Regions from separate parts of the Homo sapiens genome. Here regions 1, 3 and 4 are each linked to region 2. The links are chromatin contacts, found by Hi-C or POLR2A ChIA-PET in ENCODE. All regions are on one chromosome and are shown on one strand. Each heading gives the region's core, a stretch centred on a gene start or an enhancer-like site at or near the end of the contact. The rest is flanking DNA. Distances are from core to core; before and after follow the strand shown.

What was found. Hi-C counts contacts between places; a loop is a spot of excess contacts on that map. ChIA-PET counts read pairs that join two places held with the same protein, here RNA polymerase II (POLR2A). Pooled maps may share reads with other maps.
Region 1: a loop to region 2 is called in a pooled map, with 5 times the contacts of the local background. The contact joins the enhancer-like site here to the promoter of RPAP3-DT in region 2. A Hi-C loop is called at or near these places in 1 of 37 single-sample maps with no recorded cell type and 5 of 50 pooled maps. POLR2A ChIA-PET finds 5 or more read pairs at or near these places in 1 of 52 experiments (CD8-positive, alpha-beta memory T cell).
Region 3: a loop to region 2 is called in a map with no recorded cell type, with 8 times the contacts of the local background. The contact joins the promoter of LINC02416 here to the promoter of RPAP3-DT in region 2. A Hi-C loop is called at or near these places in 1 of 168 maps with a recorded cell type or tissue (B cell), 1 of 37 single-sample maps with no recorded cell type and 8 of 50 pooled maps.
Region 4: a loop to region 2 is called in a pooled map, with 2.5 times the contacts of the local background. The contact joins the promoter of LINC02156 here to the promoter of RPAP3-DT in region 2. A Hi-C loop is called at or near these places in 6 of 50 pooled maps. POLR2A ChIA-PET finds 5 or more read pairs at or near these places in 2 of 52 experiments (activated T-cell and activated naive CD4-positive, alpha-beta T cell).

Annotation. Positions count from the first base shown.
Region 1 is chr12:47,310,812-47,315,286 of GRCh38, reverse strand. No RefSeq gene overlaps it. Among named protein-coding and RNA genes, the nearest start is that of LINC02416, 41 kb to the left of the region's middle. RefSeq lists an enhancer at 2,419-2,468. Within about 2 kb of position 2,351, at least 3 of the 41 ENCODE cell types and tissues checked have a DNase peak (open chromatin) inside an H3K27ac peak, as active enhancers do.
Region 2 is chr12:47,703,984-47,707,992 of GRCh38, reverse strand. It overlaps RPAP3-DT (RPAP3 divergent transcript), which reads right to left and starts at 1,905. Exons shown (of 4, transcript NR_183480.1): 1 at 1,830-1,905. RPAP3 (RNA polymerase II associated protein 3) reads left to right here and starts at 1,963. Exons shown (of 17, transcript NM_024604.3): 1 at 1,963-2,041. RefSeq lists enhancers at 1,652-1,801, 1,733-2,027, 1,748-2,247, 2,248-2,749 and silencers at 1,942-2,021, 2,092-2,381, 2,412-2,501.
Region 3 is chr12:47,351,891-47,356,440 of GRCh38, reverse strand. It overlaps LINC02416 (long intergenic non-protein coding RNA 2416), which reads right to left and starts at 2,673. Exons shown (of 4, transcript NR_183615.1): 1 at 2,559-2,673.
Region 4 is chr12:47,412,257-47,416,318 of GRCh38, reverse strand. LINC02156 (long intergenic non-protein coding RNA 2156) reads right to left here and starts at 1,311. Exons shown (of 2, transcript NR_149087.1): 1 at 1,087-1,311.

The DNA.
Region 1 (4,475 bases), core at 1,102-3,601, 390 kb after region 2:
GCTGTTGTCAGATGCTGTGAGGACCTGAGCAGTTCTGGGTGAAAACCCAGATAGGGAAGTTGTTTCTCCAGTTGATGAACACACTGTAATTCTTATTTGGGACAGAAAAAAAGGTGTAGGAAGATGTTATGACTATGTAACAAATAGAAGCCTGGGCAACACAGGGAGACCACTTCTCTACAAAAATTTTTTAAAAACTCAACTGGGCACGGTGGCTCATGCCTGTAGTCCCAGCTACTCAGGAGGTTGAGTTGGGAGGATTACTTGAGCCTGGGAGGTTGAGGCTGCAGTGATCATGTCACTGTGTCACTGCACTCCAGTCTGGGTGACACAGCAAGAAGACCCTGTCCCCCAAAACAAAACAAAACAAAAACAAACAAACAAACAAAAAACTCAAATAGACCTAGAATGTATTTAAAAGGAAAAGTAGCACCAGTTGGAACTCTGATGGTCAAAAACAAAAACAAAACCCTCATCTGCCTAGGTATACACCCAAAAGAATGAAAACAGAGATTTTAATAGATACTTGAACATCAGTGTTGATAGCAGCATTACTCACCGTAGGCAAAAGATGGGAAACAACCTCACTGCTCTTTGACAGATGAATGGATAAACAAAATGTCATGTAAATATTCATCCTTAAAAATGATGAATTTTTAAAATGATGAATAGTCAGACATGTGCTATAACATGGATGAACCTTGAAAACATCATGCTAAGTGAAATAAGCCAGGCAAGAAGGGACAAATATATGGTTCCACTTATATGGGGTACCTAGAATAGACAAGTTCATAGAGATAGAAAGTTTGATAGAGGTTACCGGGGACTGAGGGACAGGGTGAATGGAAAGTTACTGTATAATGAGCACGGAGTTTGGAATGATGGAAGAGTCCCGGAAATGGATAGTGGTAATGGTTGCATACATTTTGAATGTACTTAATGTCACTGAATTGTGCACTTAAAAGTGGTTACAATGGTTTTATATTATGAATGTTCTCCATCTTAGTACCTATCAACTCTTCCTGCTTGCTACAGGCTTTCCCTTTCTACCCTTAGGCAGGCATGGCTCTCCCTGAGTCAACAATATGCAGCCCCTAGGGTGGCCACAAGCCCAGGATCCCTCCCAGCCTGAAGGAACTGTACTCATATTGCCCTGGGTTGGCAGCCTGGGTTCTCTGCTGAGTTACCCCAAAGTGGTTTCAGGACAGCACAATTATTTATTAAGTAGCTCTGGTGCTGACCTTAAGAAAAAACAGAACAACGAAAGTATTAAGCGTAAAACCTTTCTCTTTTAATGAATGAGTAAATATTCATGTTATTATTCCTAGAAATAAGAACTCTGTCCGCCTGGGTAACATAGTGAGACACCATCTCTACAAAAAAATTAAAAAGCTAGCCAGGCGTGGTGGCATGCGCCTGTAGTCCCAGCTACTTGGGAGGCCTAAGGCAGGAGGATTGCTTGAGCCTGGGAGGTTGAGGCTGCAGTGAGTCATGGTCATGCCACTGCCCTCCAGCCTGGGTGATGCAGCAAGACCTTGTCTCAAAAAAGAAAAAAAAAAAGGAAGAAAGAAAAGAAAAGAAAAAAGAACTCTGAAGACCTTGGGAAAGAATGGTACTTAGTAGTTAGAGTTCTGTATATAAGGAAAATATTTCCAAATGCTCTATGAGGTCTGGAAAGTTATTTCACTAAGTACATTCAAAGTTGCAACAGGAGATCATTTTTTGCTGGATGGTTTTAATAATAATATACAGTGCCCCATGTATAAAGAGCTGTAGCTAATGGCAGCCATAAGGTATGTAAGCACAAAAGGGACATGTGTTTATGCTGAAGGTTTTGATTTCAAAAATAAGGCCATGTTTTAAGTTATTAGAGAGCACGATTCTTATACTATCAAGGTATTACAATGCTTTGGAGATGTCCATTAATTTATGGGCTTTTGGATTCCTGTAAGTGCTTACTTCATAATTCCTGGGTCTATATTTGCCTTGAATATCCATCAATATTCCACAAGTACTTGCTGCAACCCTATCCTCCCTACAAGCTCCCCCAGTACAAACATACAAAATTGATAAGACTCAAGGTCCTCTCTTGCCACAATCAGATCATTAACCTGCGCTGCCAACCAGAGTTTCATGGTTCTTTATTTATTTATTCATTTATAATATCTAGGATTATAGTCTAAGAAGCAGGATTCTCCAAGGAAAATGGTCACACACACACACACACACACACTCTTACATTATCACTGGCTCAGCCGGCTGGGATTAGACTTTAACTCAGGCCCTTTATTAAAATGAAGTTGCAAAAGGCCAATTTCACTTCCTCTTTCCAAGAGGTGTGAGATTCTTGCCACATCCCCAGGCCCCTACATGTTCTGTAGGTAGAAAGAAGCAAAATAATCTCCAATATGTGCAAAGTTCAGAAATCAGGGCTGCCAGAAGACAGACTGGCTATGATGGACTGTCATTTGGTATTACTAAAAAAAAAATCATGGGTCATTTACCAAAATCTCACTTTATATTCAGCTATTTTAGTATCACATTGACAAAGTACAGGGTTAGAAATACAAACAAATTTAGAAATGAGGAGGTAAAGCTAGGGGAAAACTAAAAGGCTAGAGGGTGGTTCATATAAAACCTAATTTAAAAATCTATGAGATTTTAAAATACGTGGGGAGTTTACAATCTAGTCTCCTATATTAACACTTCTGAACATTACACATAGTTAGCCATCAAATATTTATTGAGTTCTTCTAATGTGCCAGCCAATGCTCTAGGTGCTGAATATAGTGAACACACCAGAAAAAGTCCTGCCCTTAAGGAGGTTATAAGGCGGAGATGACAATGAACAAATAAACATACAAGGTGAATAACACATAAAATATATAATAAATGTTAAATAATATAGACTATGAAATATGAACATATATTAATAAACTTTTATTGTTCATTATATATTAATAAAATATATAAATATATTAAATGTTATATAAAATAATGAAAATATACAATAAATCAGGCAAGTATTATGACAAAAATTAAGTAGGATAAAGGGCAGTGGTGTACCTAGTGCATCTGACACCCTGAGCAGATCAATTTTTAAATATCTGCCTCCTTTATATGACAAATTATTATATGAAAAATTATATTAAATAATCGTGAAATGAAACATGCAGCAGAGTCTAAGAGGGCCCCCATGATGCCCACTGGTATGATTTGGGTCTGTGGCCTGCCCAAATCTCATCTTGAATTGTAATCCTCAGTGTTGGAGAAGGGGCCAGGTGGGAGGTGATTGGATCGTGGGGGTGGATTACCCCCTTGCTGTTCTCATGATAGTGAGTGATTTCTTGCAAGATTTGGTTGTTTAAAACTGTGTGGCACCTCCCCGCTCTCTCTTTGTCCTGCTCCTGTCATGTAAGACTTGCCAGTTTCCCCTTCACCTTCTGCCATGATTGAAAGTTTCCTGAAGCTTCTTCAGCCTTGCTTCTTGTACAGCCCGTGGCACTGTGAGCCAATTAAACATCTTTTCTTTACAAATTTCCCAGTCTTAGGCAATCCTTTACAGCCGTGTAAGAACAGACTAATACACCCACCTTATGCTATTCATGTCTTGTGTAAATCCCCTCCCCTTGAGTGTGGGTGAGACTTGTTAATTGCTTCTAACCAGTAGAATATGGCAAAGCTGATGGGATACGATTGTGCAACATAAAATTGTACCCCATCTTGCTTGGAGATGCTCACTCTTGCTAGCTTTTCTGGGTAGTGGGAGGGAGATGGTCTTGATCTCTTGTCCAGGCTGGAGTGCAGTGGCATGATCACAGCTCACTGTAGTCTTGACCCCTTGGGCCCAAGCAATTCTTCCACCTCAGCCTCCCAAGTAGCTGGGACCACAGGTGTGTGCCCCTGGCTATTTTTTTCTATTTTTTGTAGAGTCTCATTATGTTACTTAGGCTGGTATCAAACTCCTGGGCTCAAGTGATCCTCTCACTTTGTCCTCCCAAAGTTTTGGAATTACAGGCATGAGCCACCACACATGGCCTCTTGCTTACTTTAAGAAAGCAAAGGTCATGTTGAGAAAGCCCCATGGCAAGGAGCAGAGGGCAGTCCAAGACCAATATCCAGCAAGAGACTGAGGCCCTCAGTCCAATATCCCATGAGTTACTGAATCTTGTTAACTACTACCTGAGCTTGGAAGTGGATCCTTGCTCAGTCTAACCTCAGCTGACACCTTGATTGCATCCTTGTGAGACCCTGAAGTGGAGGACACAGTCAAGCCATGCCCTGATTCCTGACCCACTAAAACTGTGATTTTGTTTATCTTTTCCAAAAACCAACTTTTTATTTCTTTGATATTCTGTATTTTTTAGTCTCAAGTTCATTTATTTCTGCTCTGATCTTTTTTACTTTCCTTCTGTGTATTTTGGGTCTGTTTTGTTTTTGCTTTCCTAATTCCTTTATGTTTATTTGAAGTATTT
Region 2 (4,009 bases), core at 656-3,155:
AGTTACTTAGCTAATACTTCCTTTCTTAAGATTTACATTAACTGTCAGACTCTTTAACTATTTGAAAGAGCCCAATAATTGTTTTGGATATTAAAATTAATAGCATTTACAATCATTAATTGCAGCATTTTATTGTTGCAATAATAAACACTCCTGTTTATTTCCACTGACCATTACAACTGCAACACATAAAACACATAAAGAGGTTTGTCTCTTTGAAAATAACTCTTCAGGTATTAATGATAAGTTCAATTGAGATGACTGGAGTAAATGAATAAAAGAGACTTAAAAGAAAGGCATTATTTACACATTTTGTTGAAATCCATTTAAAGATAACTGCCAATAGAAGTGGGGAGGTCTGCAAGGAATCTAGGAAAGAACTTAAGGTGGCCTAGGTCTGAGCTCACAGGAGAGAAGGCTGCCATTGCAGGCACAGGTTTTGTGGGACAGCAGGAGCCTCAGAATTAGGTGATGATGACCATCAAAACCATTTGATTAACTTTTCTCACTTTGACTCTATATTCACTAAGCTACTTCTGATTATTGTATGGTTTGAGAGAGAAAAAGAGAGAGAAAAGCAGGGTCACCTAAGGGTCTATGAGGTTTTACTAGAGCAGCCAGCTAGCCCCCTTATCTCTCTTCTCAATCAACTCTGTCAGAATTAATAAAACAAATGTGGTTGCTTTTGTTAAAAACACCAGTAAATCAATATTTGCTTTTAAATACTTAATAAAAAAATTATTAAAAGTCAGTTCTCTATCTCCCTAATACAACCAAAGAATCATTTCATTAGTAAATATTTTGACGTACACTTAATGATTTGACTACTATGATTTTAAAATATAAAGATACCAATAATTAAGCAATGGGAAGGATGTGCTAATGATATGACCTTGTAAGACAGCACTCCAGCCTAGTTCTTCATTGATCAGCGCCTGGGTTAGTGGCTTCCAGCTTCAAATGCACAGCCGTATCCTATGCTTTAAAAAATTCTGATTGGCTTCACTCAAGACTAGTTACATCAGAATCTCTGGGATAGGACACAGAAATCAGTATACACACACACACACACACACACACACACACACACACACACACAGACACAAACACACACACACACACACGTGTATATGTATATACTCCCTAAGTGATTCCAAAGCTCAGTCAAGACTGAGAACCACCGATCTGGATTTTGAGGATATTTGAGGTTACAGTCCTGTTTTAAATGGAAAGTTTCATTTGTTTGTGTTTGCTTCTGTGGACTTCTGCAATTATTTTTGTTTTGCTTTCGTTTAAGAGTTGTCATTGCAACGAAGACTCCCTCACACGGGAAGCAGAAGCAAAAAGTGTTAAAAGTTTCGTTCTTTTTTCTCTGTAAGCCAGAGCATATCTAAAGACAGATTGTAACACTGGCACATGTCAAAGAAAGACTCAGAGATAGATTCACTTAGAAAAGGGGTTTACTTGCAAAAGATGCGAGGAGTTAGACGGAAGGACTAGTTTGCCAACCAGTACTTAAAGGGAAAAAAAAATCCCCTAAAATTACCAGGATTACCGGTTGACAGTAGTCTGTTCATGGTGGAAAAACAGTAACTTTCTCACATGGTTATTATACTCACAAAGGTCAGACAAATTAATGTCACAAAGGTCAGAGATTAGCAAGGTAAATATTAGGGATTAAACTGTTTAAGGGAGTCCAGGGAAATATTCAAGGTTTTATTGTTTTGGAGATCAGAAAATCAGGATGATCCTGCAGTTTTTGGGTTATCTCCTTTTAAGCTTAGTCATATTGGAAGCAGGCAGAAGGCTCAGATATTGCTTTTACATACCCTCAAGCCACCAAGCTGGTTCCATCCTGAGAAGGAAGTCACGAAGCTGACTTCTGCGCGCGCTCAAGCCCAGGCTAAAGGGGGCGGGGCGAGGCCGCGGGGGCTTGTGGGGAAGCGCAGGAGGCGGGGCTTTGCGTGAGTCACTGCCGGGCTCGGCGTGAGTCGCTGCGGGGCTGACGGGGTGGCAGTGCGGCGGGTTACGGCCTGGTCAGGTGAGCGGGCGTTGCGGTTCTCGCTGCCCGGAGCAGCGTAGGAGATCCTTGGGGTGGCCGGTGGGAGGAGGGGTAGCGGTTATGGGTACCGGTGAGGCGGGGCGGGCCGGGGCTGGCGGTGGAGGCGCGCGTTGAGGCGGCGCGTCGGTGTCCAGGGCAGCGGCGTCTCGGGTCGCGCGTTCCCGGAGGGGCTCGCCCCCGCAACCCGGGCCTGCGCGCTCTGCTTTGCAGGCGGACCCTCCACCCTGCTGCGATTTTGCAGTGCTCGGGAAGGCAGAGCCGCCCTCCCGCAAAGACCGAGGTGGGGCCCGCCCCCTTGCGGCGTGGGTGTGCGGTGTTCGCCGGGACAGCGGGTGTGAAAGTGATACCCCCAGCGCTGGAAGTTTTTGATTGCTGGCTCGCACCCCCGCCCCATCGCAGGGTCCCTGGGAGAGTTTTTGGGCCTGCTCGAGCAGCAGCGGTGATGGGTGAAATGGAAAAGCATCTAACCCCCGTCAGCATCTCACTGACTTGTTGCGCTTTTATTCATTTATTTGAGTTCCCAACAAAGCGTTGTACTAGTTTTGTTTTTGAATGAGTTGTGCATATATGGTCAAACATGGACACTGCCTGAAAGAAGCTTAAACCTAATTTAGTTGTTGAGGCTACGAGTCAGAAGACCTATCTGCATCTGCAACTGTCCCTTCTTAGTGAGGTATTTTTCACTGTCCTAAACAAATGTTTTTCTAATTCCGTCTCTCTCCCTCCCACCTTACTTCTCTTCCCTCCGCCTAAAGCTTTGACTCTTCTCCTACCTTTTTGGAGATTTTGCCCCATCACTCATCCTTTTTCCTGTATCTTTTACTTTGTTGCTTTTTCCCCAGACTATGCTCAAGAACAAGTCTTATATTATCAAAGGCAAATGTACTGTAATCTCCATATAATCTCATTTACGTAACTCATTTCATTCCCCCCCCTCCTTTTTTTTTGGTCCCAGGCTGGAGTGTAGTGGGCCCGTCACCGCCCACTGTGGCCTCGATCTCCCGATCCTCCCACCTCAGCCTCCTGAGTAGCTGGAACTATAGGCACCCTCCACCACGCCTGGCTAATTTTTGTGTTTTTAGTAGAGATGGGGATCTCGAAGTGTTGCCCAGGCTGATCTAGGAACTCCTGAGCCCAAGCTATTCCCCCTGCCCCCCAACCTCTGCCTCCCAAAGTGCCGGGATTACAGGCATGAGCCACCTGCGGTTGGCCTTCCACCCTTTAAAAAAAATCTTATTGAAACTCTAAATAGAGGTCAGGCGCGGTGGCTCATGCCTATAATCCCAGCACTTTGGGAGGCCGAGGTGGGCGGATCACTTGAGGTCAGGAGTTCGAGACCAGCCTGGCCAACGTGGTGAAACCCCGTCTCTACTAAAAAAAAAAAAAATACAAAAATTAGCCGGGCGTGGTGGCCTGCACCTGTAATCCCAGCTGCTCGGGAGGCTGAGGCAGGAGAATCACTTGAACCTAGGAGGTGGAGGTTGCAGTGAGCTGAGTTTGCGCCACTGCACTCCAGCCTGGGCGACAGAGCAAGACTCTGTCTCAAGAAAAAAAACAAAAACTCTGAATAGTCTTTTTATGACTAAATATAATGCACTTTCTTTCCCTCTGTGGCATTTGGCACTGCTAACCTCTCACTTTCTTCAACTCATTTTTTGTCATCTGTAACAGTACACTCTAGGTTTTTCTCCCAACTGTCTAGGTGCTACTGCCTACTTTTTTCTTCCTTGGCATCTCTTTCTCCGTTTAGTGTTCTCCAGGTTCACCCCATTCCCCAGTTGTCACAATGGTTAAACATGGCCACATCCTTGATTCTAGCTTCTACCTTTCTGCTAGTGACACCGGAATTTATCTCTATTCCTACATAGCTACCTATGGGGTATCTCTTCGCCCCATTAGCACTCAAATTCAGCATATCCCAAACAAATAATCTGACTTTCCGTTTGC
Region 3 (4,550 bases), core at 1,424-3,923, 350 kb after region 2:
GCTTTCATCCCCTCTCTCAAATCTTCTTTTGCCACGGTGACATATGACCTTCCATTGCCCATTCTCTGGTTAATTCTGTCCTTATCTCACTTGACTTCTTACCAGCATTTGACGTAGTTGATCACTTGTTTCTGGAACCCCACACCATCCTCACTGTTTTCTCCATTTGATTCTCTCTCTCTCTCTCTCTCTTCTATTTTTAGAATGTGCTTTTTAAAATTGAGTCATAATTTACATATTGTGAAATGCATAAATTTTAAGTGTGCAGTTCAATCAGTTTTGATAAATGCATACACCCATATCCTGCTCCCCTAACAAGACAGCATTTCTATTCTTTTTCTCTTCTATTGGGGATCCTCCTCTTCTTTTTCCTGACTTTTAAATGCTGCAGTTTCCAAGGGCTCAGTCCTCGGGTCTCTTGGGCTTCTTCTCTTTTCTATCTATACTGTCTCTCAATATCCAGTCCATTGGCTTTAAACACCATCCAGACCTGTGCTGTCCAACACAGTAGCCACTAGCCACATGGCTATTAAGTCTGAATCAAGATGTGGTACACATGTAAAATTCATACTGAAGTTCAAAGACTTATAAAAAAAAGAATGTAAAACAACACAATAATATTTTCATATTGACTATACAATAAAATGAGATTTTGGATGTATTAAGTTGAATAAAACATTACTAAAATTAATGTTACCTATTTTTTCCACTTTTTAACATATAGCTATTAGAAAACATATGTAACTTGCCTCGTATGTCTACTGGTTAGCACTAGTTTAGATATTGATAACTTACAAATTTCTGTCTCCAGCCCCAAACTCTCCTGAACACCAGACTTCATATCCAAATGCCTACTTGATGCAGCCAGAAAAAAGACCAAAATCATGTTCTTTGCAGGAACATGGACACAGCTGGAGGCCATTACCCTAAGCAAATTAACACAGGAACAGAAAGCCAAATACCGCATGTTCTCACTTATAAGTGGGAGCTAAACATTGGATATTCATGGACATAAAGATGGCAATGGTAGACAGTGGGGACTACTAGAGGGAGGAAGGAAGAAGGGGAGCAAGGGTTGAATAACTATTGGGTACTGTGAACAATACCTGGGTGATGGGATCATTTGTACCCCAAACCTCAGCATCACATAATATACCCACGTAACAAACCCAGACATGTATCCCCGAATCTAAAATAAAAGATGAAATTATAAAAAAAAGTTATATTGAAGTGTCAAATATTGATTACAACTATTTTGAAGCACAGAATATATTTATTATTATCATGGTTAATACTGAGTGTCAACTTGATTGGATTGAAGGATGCAAAGCACTGATCCTGCAGGTGTCTGTGAGGGTGTTGCCAAAGAAGATTAACACTTGAGTCAGTGGGTTGGGAAAGGCAGACCCACCCTTAATCTGGGTGGGCACCATCTAATCAGCTGCCAGCATGGCTATAATATAAAGCAGGCAGAAAAAAAAAAAAACAACAAAAAAACATGAAAAGACTAGACTGGCCTAGCCTCCCAGCCTACATCTTTCTCTCATGCTGGACCCTTCCTGCCCTCAAACATCAGACTCCATGTTCTTCAGCTTTGGGACTCAGACTGGCTTTCCTTGCTCCTCAGCCTGCAGATGGCCTATTGTGGGACCTTGTGATTGTGTGAGTTAATACTTACTAAACTATATCTATATCTATATCTATATATCTATATCTATATATATATATATGACTCAAATGTTAATCTCCTTTGGCAACACCCTCACAGACTCACGCAGGATCAGTGCTTTGCATCCTTCAATCCAATCAAGTTGATACTCAGTAATAACCATGATAATAATCGATATATTTTATGCTTCAAAATTGTAATCAATATTTCACGCTTCAATATAACTTTTTTTATAATTTCATCTTTTATTTTAGATTCAGGGATACATGTGTGGGTTTGTTACATGAGTATATTATGTGATGCTGAGGTTTGGGGTACAATTGATATATATATATATATATCATATATATGTATATATCATATATTATCCCATTAGTTCTGTCCCTCTAGAGAACCCTGACTAATACAATTATAAAAACCAACAAATGCCTACTTGACATACCCACTTGATTATATAATAGATATCTCAAACTTAACAGCTCTCAAATGGAATTTCATATTTCCCCCTGCCCCAGACTGACCCACCTCAGTTTTTCCTATTTCAGTAAAAGTCACCACGGTTTTACTCAATTGCTTGGGCCCAAAACTTTGGAATCTTATTGACCACTCCCTTTCTCTCCCTCTCCATGCCCAATCCATCAAAGAATACATGTAGAATTAGCAACTTTTCACCTTTGTCCCTACCAGGCCCAAGTTGTGGATTGCTTTCACCAGGACAATGACCATAGCTTCCTGTATGTATCCTGGCTTCTCCACTTACTTTGTCCTGTCTATTTCTCTGCACAGCAGCCAAATGGATCCTTTTACAAACATTATACCGGTTAAGTCATTCCTGTACTCAAAAAACCCCACAGCAACTTTTAATCACCATAAAATCCACAATCCTTACCAATGTACAAGGCGCTTCTTGATGTGTCCTCCGGCCACCTCTCCAGATAATTTTCTGTCTTTTTTACCTTGTTCAGTGCATGTCGCCTATTCTGATCTGTTCATCGTTGCAGTTTCCTTTTTCTTTTCTTTTCTTGAGACGGAGTCTCACTCTGTCGCACAGGCTGGAGTGCAGTGGCACACTCATGACTCACTGCAGCCTTGACCTCCTGGGGTCAAGTGATCCTTCCACCTCAACCTCCCAAGTAGCTGGAACTACATTCACAGACTACCATGCCCACCTAATTTTTGTATTTTTTATAGAGGCAGGGTTTCACTGTGTTTTGCAGGCTGGTCTCAAACTCCTGAGCTCAAGAGATCTGCCAGCCTTGGCATCTCAAAGTGCTGGGATTACAGGCGTGTGCCACTGTGCCTGGCCATAAGCTACACATTGTTATATTGAGAAGATCCTCTTGAAAACATATGAGTTACAGCTGGCCCTCTGTATATGAGGATTCTGCATCTGCAAATACAACCAACCATAGACCAAAAATGTCTGAAAAAAATTAAAATGACAACAACAACAAAAAAACAAATAAAAAACCAACACAATGCAACAACTATTTACATAGCATTTACATTATATTAGGCATTATAAGTAATCTAGATATGATTTAAAGTATATGGGGGATGTGCATAGGTTGTATGCAAACACTACACCATCTTATATCAGGGATTTGAGTATCTGCAGATTTTGGTACCCACAGGGGGTCCTGGAACCAATCCCCCGTGAATACCAAGGGACAACTTTATATGTAAAAATTAAGGCTGCTGGATGGATACATTTTACCAGCATATATCTTGGTATATGCATTACTGTCAAACCCACTATTCACAAAACTTCTGCTACTTTATTTCTTTAATCCATCTTTGGTGAGGAAAAAAATGTGTGTACCAAGCTGCTGGTAGACGGCACCAGTCTGCATAAGATAATAGCCAAAACCAGAACCCCAAGTCAACATGCATGACTTGTAGAATATCTGAAGTTAATAATGTTCATGTAACCCAAAAAGAGCTAGTGGATTTTAGGACCAATGATAAGGATATTAAAGATCAAAGAGAATGAAATGTCAAAGAGAATGAAATGAAACCAGGTTTCTTAGTATCTGAAGAGATTTCTATTACAATCTCTCTATCCATAATTTGAAGTCTATTATCTTCTCCTTAAAATTGGACATTTGAAATAAATAAAACTGTACAAAAATTAGGGCAAATTACAATAGCCTGATAATTACAACCCCAAACTATATATTACTTTTTAATTTTTTAACAGATTGGCAGCCAGAAAAGAATATTTTCTTTGTATTTATTTTTTAAACAAGTAACTTTGAACTTACTTCACTTCCTTCCTTCCTTCTTTCCCTCCTTCCTTTCTTCCTTCCTTCCTTCCTTCCTTCCCTCTTTCTTTCTTTTCCTTTCCTTTCCCTTCTTTCTTCAAATAGCATCTGGACTGGATCTAAACTAAACTCACAGCACATTTATTTTGAGTGTCTGCTTTGAGGATCAGTGAGACTCAAGTGAAGTCTTCCCCATATGTAGACATGTTACTACTTTGAGTTACTCTCAGTTATACAGTTAATACTCTGAGAGTAACTGTCAATCAACCTAAGCAGTACAATCTGTCAGCAGGCTAGCAGGCTAAGAGCGGTCTGTCAGTTACTTTTTACTAACTTTGTAGTTCTTCATCCATAGTCATCTTTACGATTTCACTGGAAATAATAAAAATACATTCATTCATCCACTCAATAAGAAAACATTTACTGAGCACCTACTTTGTATTAGGTGCCATGAAGGCCTTAGAGATGTGGGATTTGATGGTTAATTGTTTGTGTCAACTTGACTGGATCCGGATGCCAGGTATTTAGCTAAACATTACTTTGGGGTGTGTCTGTGAGGGTGTTTCCAGATGAGATTAGAATTTGAATTCATGGGTTCAATAAAGCAGATTGTCCTC
Region 4 (4,062 bases), core at 62-2,561, 290 kb after region 2:
GAGATCCAAAGAGACAGTGGAACCAAGTAGCTCTCTTTTTTTCTTTTTTTGTAGGTGAGTCAGAAGCCAGCCTGTGTGTTACAGAAGGAAGTTCTCCCCTCTGCCTATGAGCTCGTTTTACATCACCCAGGAGAATCTTTCAGACTCTAATCATATTGGCCAAGGTTCTTCCATCACTAGCATGACTATTGACAGGAGAAAGTATCAATAGAACAGGACATGTTCAGATTTAGAAGGTAGAGCAGAGTGAAACAAAGTGAGTGTAATAATTCCTACAATAGGCCGGGCTCGGTGGCTCACGCCTGTAATCCCAGCACTTTGGGAGGCCGAGGCGGGCGGATCACGAGGTCAGGAGATCGAGACCATCTTGGCTAAGACGGTGAAACCCCGTCTCTACTAAAAATACAAAAAAAATTAGCCAGGCGCGGTGGCGGGTGCCTGTAGTTCCAGCTACTCAGGAGGCTGAGGCAGGAGAATGGCGTGAACCCGGGAGGCGGAGCTTGCAGTGAGCCGAGATAGCGCCACTGCAGTCCGGCCTGGGCTAAAGAGCGAGACTCCATCTCAAAAAAAATAAATAAAATAAAATAAAATTCCTACAGTAATTTTTATGTACTTCATGGTAGTACATAAAAATTGTGAAAATGAATATGCTGCGTGGAGTTTTTTTTTCTCCCAGTGGACACACAACATTGAATGATTCATTCACTGTTGGAGCAGAATTTTTTACCCTGGATCAATTGTGTGCCTTCCTGATGATACTTTAATAGAACAAGTGGGCACAGAGTGACAGATGATGACGGGAGGCTCAGACACAAAGTAGAACTACTGTTGCCTGGAGCCAAACAAAAATTATACCATTTAAAAACTCAGAATCCAAGAGCTAATATGTTGTCCACAAAAGAACAAAAGGCAGAAAGTTTATGCTAAAATGAGGTAAGTTATAAATGTCAGTAACTCATAAAATGGGTATGTCCCATTGGGACCTAAAGAGTTAATATATAAAAGGAAACAGATTGAGGTCAGGTAGCCTCATGAAAATCTCAAATGCTGTGACACAGAGACAAACGTGGTACTGACGACTCATACCTGGGCTTGATCCAAGAGGCCTTTTCGAAAGTAGAGGCCTTTGTCTCTCCAGACCTGAGCCTCCTTTTTTGAAAGGGACTCTCTCTGATGTCCATGGAGTTGAAAGAGAAGCTCTGCTTTATTGGAGAAACTCCTTTCTACAGAATCACCTGCACGAAGGCAGACATTTGCAGGGAAATGAGACTGGCTTATATGATTAATTCTATCAAATGGATTTAAAATTAATCCACAGAAAGATAGAAAGAGGAAATGACACTCTGACAATAGCAGGTCTTCATGATGTTCTTTCCCCCATAATTTACTCCAAGTGAAGGTAGAAACCAGGACACAGAACTTTTGTCACAGATGGAAAAAGAAAAAGGGATGCCAGTCATTTTGTTCTAATTCATTTGCATTAAAAAAAAAAATCCTTCCCTCCTGGTTTCCATAGCTACTCCACCCCCTCAGTCTTCATTTGTAACTTGTCTGAGGGACAGGTCAGGGACTAGTGGCACCGGTGCCTTCTCACCCCCACCACAGAAGAGGGTGTCAGAATCACATGCCCTGCATGATGCTAATCACCCCAGCGCCCCCGACAACAGCAAAGCAAACCCAAACAGAACCCTCTCAACCTAAACAATCTTCCTTTCCCCTTTTAACTCTGAAGCTCTTATAAAAAACAGATATTTCAAGGATGTCCTTTAAGCTAAATACAAACTAGAACATTGAGGTAAAACACAATTATCTGCCCTAAAGTAAAAATATAGATTTTTAATATTTCCAATAAATATATTTCAAATCACCAGTTTGAGGTGTGGAATAAGTTCATATTTATTTTAGTGTTGAAACCATAGTAAGTGGAAAAAAAAAACCCTCTAGGTTGACAAGAAGACCAATCTTTCTCCTAGGATTTCCCTCCCCAGTTGATTTCTAGGGACCCTCAAGTCCATCCTGGTGGTTTTTGGTCACCACCACCCAGGAACACATTCTCTGGTCCTCACTTCATCTTCTCACACCTTCCTGAAATTGTTCCTGAAGACTGTTTTCTTTCCCATGACTATTCATTCCAAGTGTCAGTAGCCTTCCCTCTCTTAATGTTCTCAAAATAGAAAGAAAGGGATCCAGGCAGGGATATTAACAACTCTTTACTGAATGTCCAGGAATGTTCATTCTTGAGAACCTCAGGCCCTGAGTAGAACCTCAGGGTCTATGCCAAGTTCCTGACAAGCTCACATGGCATGGGATGATCTCATCCCCTACTAGGGAGAAACCTCTGGAGCCAGGGCCCTAAACCCCTCTGCTCCTTGTAAACAGAAATGTAAAGGTGTAATGAGCAAACACATGCAAAGACCTTTGCACACCTGGTACATAGTGCTTAATAAGAGATAACTGCTACAATAAAGATTAGGAGCTAGAAAAAGGCAAAATTTGCCTTTGGTTGTCATTGCTTCTTCTTTCTTTGATTCCCTTCCTTCCTTCATCTCTCTGCACCACAATATATCTAATTTTTAGCCCCTCAGTGCCTAAAGTCCCCTAGGTACTGCCCCAGTAGCTTTCAACTTCTGCTCAGTTAAAAACATCAATCCCATGTCTCTTTTTTGTCAGGTCTTTAATATAATGTGACAGTAGTTGACACCAGTTCCTCAAAGGAATGGTTCAGAACCACATAAGAACCTTGAAAATAGGGAATTTCTGTCTTTTTGCAAACAGAATGGTATCAATGTAAGTTTCAATTATTAAGGTGTTCGGGAAAGGTCGGAAGTCTCTCTTGGCCTTTCTGATTGTGCCACTTAAGCAGGTGATTGCCTGTTTTATTGTTTCCAAATAACTTGCCACAGGATATCCATTTAGCTGGTCCAAGGAAGAAGATTCATATTTCCCTGACTTGTAGAAATATGTGTTGAAGTTTGGAGGAAGAAAAGGGCTTGCCCTGGAGAGTTAACCACTGATCTGTGGAATAAACTTTAATTTTCTTCAAATAAAGGAAGCAGCTTTTATCTTCCACAGAAAACTCCATCTCTTAGTCTGGCATCGCAGCAAATTTCCTAGGCTAAATAGAGCATTGCCAGAGCTTCATAGTAGATCCTTGGGAACATTTACATAGTGTAAACCTAATTCCCATACAAGGACCGTGTGGTCTATAGTGTAGGGAAGCTGGTGTGGCAGTGGGATGGCAATAGTGGTGGTGGTGGTGGTGGAGTGTGTATGTGTGCGTGTGTGTGTATGCACCTGTCAGAGATGGAAAGCAGAGTGAAATAAATGAGTCAGTTCATTACATCTTAAAGTTTATGGAGCTCTCCAATTTAGCTCTAAAAAGAAACCCCAGAAGAAACAAAGGCAACCTTATTTTGTTGGATCTTATTACAACCATTTTCAGCCAAATAGAGCTTGTTTCACTTTGATTTTACAGGAAATAAACTTAGCATCCCATAGAGCTTAGTGATTGTGGAGTGCTACTGTCATAAGAATTAACCATCTGCTGAATATGTAGGCAAGAGTTGTTACTGTCTAGATTTGAAGATAGATCTTTCCATGGATTCAGATGATTTCAGAAAAATTTTTATAATGAGAATTAACTCTAAATGAGCCATCTGCCAGTGGTCTCTGGTCCAAACTAGAGCTGCCTCAGCCACACTGATCAAATACCTCTGAGTAGAAAGGATCCTTGGTCAGCCACACCAACTGGATGTGTGCTCTGAGTGCTTGTTAGTTTGTGTTTCTAATCCTACATGAGTTGTGGTTTGTCAGCAGTTTACATATTAATATTAACAAAAGGGAAAAGACTAAATTATTGTTTACAGATTATCTTATTTTACAATGAGAAAACCTAAAACATTAATTAAGAGGTCAGAATAAAGTGGCTAGATACATTAAAATCAGCATGTAAAACTGTGATGAGGAAAATGGTGCATCCCAGCTTGGCTGTGATAAGATCTTAATGACAGGACACTGTCAGCCAATGCCCAGAGACAGCCTGGCATGTAAGCCCCCTGAGAA